2 separate regions of the Homo sapiens genome follow, and region 2 is linked to region 1. A link is an interaction called in ENCODE POLR2A ChIA-PET data of the cell type or tissue named here. Cell type or tissue: GM12878. All regions are shown on one strand.

Region 1 (2,500 bases):
TATATCCAGTTTTTTGAGGGTTTAACGGTTGGTTTTCGAGCATTTTTTTTTTACTGTCTTCTGTGGTGATCAGTGTATGCAAATTTTTCACTTCTTTTTGTGTTCAGTTGATTGTATACTTATATAGGAAATAATGCATTCAAATGTGTTGAATGCATTATTCACAGAGACAGGGGTTCATAATTTATATATTTAATTTCATCTGTATTTCTAGTTATTCTTCTTTTCTCATTTCTAATTTTCTATAATTTTGCTCTTTTCTCCTTTTAATCAGCCTCACAAGATTTATCTATTTTGTTCTTTCAAAGAAACAAGTTCTTTATTTACTAATTACTTCAACCATTCTTTTTGCCATATATTTTATTTTTCAGCTTTCATCTATGTATTTATTCTTCCTAGTTGCTCTTTTTTAATAAGAATTATAATTTTTCTAATTTCCTTAAGTGAATAATTGGTTCATTTTTATTTTATTTCTCAAAGGCAGGTTCTTAAACCAATCAATTCTTCTCCGAGTGTAGCTTTCTTGTCTTGTACATTTTGCTATTAAAGTGTTCTCCTTGTCATTCTTTTATAGAAATTTAGAAATTTCTGTTTTGGCTTCTTTTTGTTTAGGAGTGACCACTTTTGGACATTTAATAGTAATTGGTTCTCCAATTATTGACTTCAGTGAGTTTATTTTTGATGTAATTCTGCAATATCTAATGAAAACATCAAAGGTATTCAGCTGCCTGCCCCTAAGTGCAGTAAACCCTGATACATCACATCCAGGCATTACTTCTACATTTCTGTCAGTATTTCTATAATTATTTTTTTTAATTACACCTTTTTTCCATGTGAAACTTTAAGGGCAAGTTAAAGTATTTAAAACATGTTCGTGTTCCTTCCACTGTTCTTCTCCTGGTTCCTCTCCTTCTTGTCCTATGACCATGCACTTCATCAAGCTGAAACAAATCTGTGTGCTGGGTCACCGGAGAGCTGAGTAAACACAGGAACGTAGTACCCCAAGTAAGCGCTGAAAATGAGGGACATGCGGTGCCTCTAAGATGTTCACATCACCTATTTGGCTTCTGTTCTGCAGTAGTGACAGCTCTAGTTGGCTGTAGTAGGAACTGAAATTTTAAAAGGGGAAGGGGGTGTGGAGGTGTAAACCAGCGTTTGAAGGAACTCATCTTGCAGTTCTGGATGTTGAGGATCTGGGATAACAGACTGAGCAGACAGGAACTGGCCAAAATGGAAATGTTCAAGCAGAGGCAGCTTGGCCCTCTATCAAGAAAATTCTGGAGAGCCACAGAGGCTGGAGGAATAGGAGAACTTCAGGTAATCTCTATATCTCCTTACAGCAATATCTATAATTCTTTAGCAGGAGCAAAGAAGACAGGAAGGAAGTTTTCTTCCCCTCCTTCTCCAGCTTGTCTCTGGTTCTATTCAGCTTAAGTCAATTTCACAGTCCCATTTATCCTCGGCTTGTGCGTGACCAACCTTAGGAAGAAAATCTTTGGAATTGAAAACCTCAACTGGCCATTGTAAAAGGGCAAGCAAGCCTCAAGATGGTGTATGTTTGTTCAGGGAAGGGGGCATAGGCTACAATTTTAGGAAGTGTGCAAGGAATATATATATATATAGTTTTAATGTTCTTTAAAACCACCTCCTTCCTGTTATGAGCCCCATCCCCTCAAGCCAGCAGGGAATGTCACGTGAGTCCTGAACAGGATGCTCTCCACCTCCAGAGCGGATGTGCCTTCAGACACCTGTATCCTAGGTGTCTCTGACAGCATAGCATCATCCAGGCCCACAGCATCCCTGAAGTCCTCAGCTTTCTGCTTCTGCAGCATGCTCAGGCCACAGGACCCCCGGGCCCCCCATGCCAGGCTCCCCATGTGTGTCCCCTGCTGCCTCTTCTGAGGTCTGGATGCCACTTGCAGGCCCACAGACCACCCCGTTATGCCTCTCACCTCTCCAGCCTGCCTCCTGGACACCCTGGGCCGTCTCGGCAGTGGGGGCCATCCCCCCAGCCCCCCACCTCCGACAGCCACAAGCTTTTCCAGGCTGCTTCTGTTTTTCTCCTCGACAACTCTCTGGGATAAAGAGCTCCAAACTCCAAAATCCCACTTGAAATGGCAAAAAGAAGGATGCAAGGAGAAAATATGAATTAATATCTCACAAATACTATGCCCTACAAACCAGACAACCTCCTTCATATCTAGTGCAAATTAGATTCCTTTTTTCACTCATTCCCTCATTCAACTGAAATGTATTGAGGGCCTCTTGCATGTCAGGTCGATGGCCAGGTCCTCCCAGCTGAACCCTCAGTGTAATACTTTCCCACCGGGCGTCACTTGTACCTGTCCTTGTCTCTCTCCCGCTCTACTCCTCTGGACCACAGGGGATTTGAGTTCCACGTTGTGACATTCATCTTCACTCCCTCATGATCTAGAACTAGACATTCTCTATTCTAGAATATAATACAATAAATATTGGCAGGAAGGCAGGACAGACTAGA
Region 2 (2,500 bases), 200 kb after region 1:
AGGGATCACTTCAGGGGCCTAAGAAATAGTAACCAAAGAAGCAGGAGACATGGAAGAGATCAATGCTTCAAAAATCTTTCACTGAATTATAATCTAAGATCATGACAATCACAGCAATAATGATAATAAATTCATTGTATGGGCTTTTCTTAAGTCACTTAATACACAATCCTATTGAGGTATATGCTATCTCAATTTTACAGAAGGAATTAGAGGCACAGAAAGGTAATGTTATCTGCCCAATGTTATCTATCCAGGAGGGCAGGAAACAGCTGGCTCTGCAGTCCATGCTTTTAGTAATTTTTGTTTGTTTTTTGACAGGGTCTTACTCTGCTGCCCAGGCTGGAATGCAGTGGCATGAACACTGTTCACTGCAGCCTCGACCTCCTGAGCTCAAGCAATCCTCCCACCTCAGCCTCCTGAGTAGCTGGGACTACAGGTGCATGCCACTATGCAGGCTAATTTTAAAATTTGTTGAGATGGATTCTCGTTGCATTGCCCAGGCTGATCTCAAACTTCTGGTCTAAAATGAACCTCCTGCCTCAGCCTCCCGAAGTGGTGAGATTATAGGCATAAGCCACTGCACCAGGCTAGTGATTGCTAACACTTAAATAGCACTTCCAAGTGCCTTGACACTTTTCTAAACACTTTGTATTCACTAATTCGTGTAATTCTCACTATAGTTTTTTAAGGTAAATACTATCGTTATCTCCATTTTATAGATGAGGAAACTGAGGAACAGGAAGATCATATAAACTGCCCAAGGTCATAGATGTGGAACATTCTGAACTAACACCAGACTATTGGGCCCTATGGTGGTGCTCAGATGTTACTTGGAAAGTATAATGCTCACAGAAGCACTCTCTCTCTCTAGGGGAATACTTGTTTCCATCATTTGTTTTACTCTCTGTAGAGGGAAACATTCCTTTCCAAAGGAGATTTCATCTTCTGACTAGTAAATCAGACTCAGAATGAGCTATGATTCATTTACAGGTAAGTCACAAGCTTTATTCCTGGCCAGATAAGAAATCAGTAATTTGGTTTTGTCTGAAGAGATTTGGGAATTCCCCCAAGATGATTTCCTGGAGTGGGTCAGAATGCCACCTACACACTAGGTTAATGACTTCAGTGTTCTGCTTGGTTCGCTGATGACAGGAAACTGGTAAAACAAAGAGGGTGAGAAACCAGCTGTATCACAGTAATAAATATTACTCAGATTTAGGCTCTTCTTCCTAGTTCCTGAGTTTTTTTAACTTTCAAGCTTTCACTCAGACAATATGCAATGATTAGCTAATACAGTTTGTTTTAGTATTACAAATGATGATGGCAGATTTTGCGGGGAATTTGTTTTAAAGTTAATGTTATCATATTTTTACAATTCTTGTTTTCAATAGTTTGAAAAAGTTCTGTTGGGATCCTGAATTCTTAATTTTGACTGAGATCTAGTGAGATTAGTTGTCTCTTTTGGAGATAATTTTAGAGGCATAAAAATGGTAAATCAATTTTTTTTCAATTATTAGAAATCATGTGCACAAAATAGTCAAGGGGAAAGATTAGCAACTGCTTTTTTAATATAGCATTAATTGATTTCACAAATAGTTACTATGCTGCTACTGTATTTTTTAGGCATCAGAGATAGAGTTGTGAGGAAGACAAGGCAAGATCCTTGACCTCCAAATGTTTATAGTCTAGCAAGATAAATTAATAAATATATAATTAAGTAATAGGTAATGATAAATTCTATAAAGAAAAATTAACCAGGTGAAGGAGATAGAGAATAATGGAAGCAAATCAGAATTAAAATAGGAATTTCAGAGAAGGCCTCTTTGAGGTTTTATTGTTATTGTGATAGAAAGTTTCATGGCTCTGATTTTACCGTTTTAAAACGTAACTCTAGCTACAAGGAGAAAAGACTGTATTTATGGGAGCAAGTGTAGAATCAGGAACACCAGTTAAGAGTCTATTATAATAGTCTAGGTTCTCAACCTTGTCTGCTGCTTAGAATTCCCTGGAGATAATTTTAGCCAGCCCCAGTTGAAACCAGTTACTATATGTCAAAATCTTTGAGAGTAGAGTCCAGGAGTTGATATTTCTCAAGGTTCCTCTGGTGATTTTAATATATAGCCAAGGTTGGAAAAGGTTGTGGAAGAAAGATATCAGACAACAAGTCTAGGGCAGTTTTCTAAATCTAGTAGGAACACGGAAGCTGTTAAAACAGGACTGGCTTCTTTTCTGGATTTATTTTCTTCTTTAAGGAATATGGTTAGGTCAGAGAACAAAGCAAATTCTTAAAGAGGAAAACATTTATCAGGAAATGATGAAGATGGATTTTGGCTAAGAAGCATTAACTAATATACTACTAGGAAGCAGTGGTAAATGAAAATGTTTGTCATGTTTGTTTCTTCAAATATTCTAGTATGGAGTCCATGGATGAAAATGTTTGTGAAAGGATGATGTAGGAGACTGGGTCTCTAGCAGTTATCTATGGAGGTGGCTAGAT

Evidence for each region. ChIA-PET counts read pairs that join two places held together with the same protein. Peaks named below come from ENCODE experiments on the same cell type or tissue, not always from the same donor. Only the 100,000 strongest peaks of a DNase experiment are listed, where the experiment ranks them.
Region 2: POLR2A ChIA-PET joins it to region 1 with 6 read pairs; 1 of 35 experiments calls an interaction of 5 or more read pairs at or near these places.

Annotation. Positions count from the first base shown.
Region 1 is chr7:117,236,759-117,239,258 of GRCh38, forward strand. The region is part of intron 2 of LOC105375466 (a long non-coding RNA gene); the gene reads left to right. Among named protein-coding and RNA genes, the nearest start is that of ST7-OT3, 55 kb to the left of the region's middle. In GM12878, no CTCF peak of the experiment used is centred here; a DNase peak (open chromatin) is centred at 1,033.
Region 2 is chr7:117,434,592-117,437,091 of GRCh38, forward strand. No RefSeq gene overlaps it. Among named protein-coding and RNA genes, the nearest start is that of ASZ1, 8.3 kb to the left of the region's middle. RefSeq lists enhancers at 216-1,997, 759-1,352, 913-1,191 and cis regulatory regions at 980-986, 1,059-1,068. In GM12878, no CTCF peak of the experiment used is centred here; a DNase peak (open chromatin) is centred at 1,120.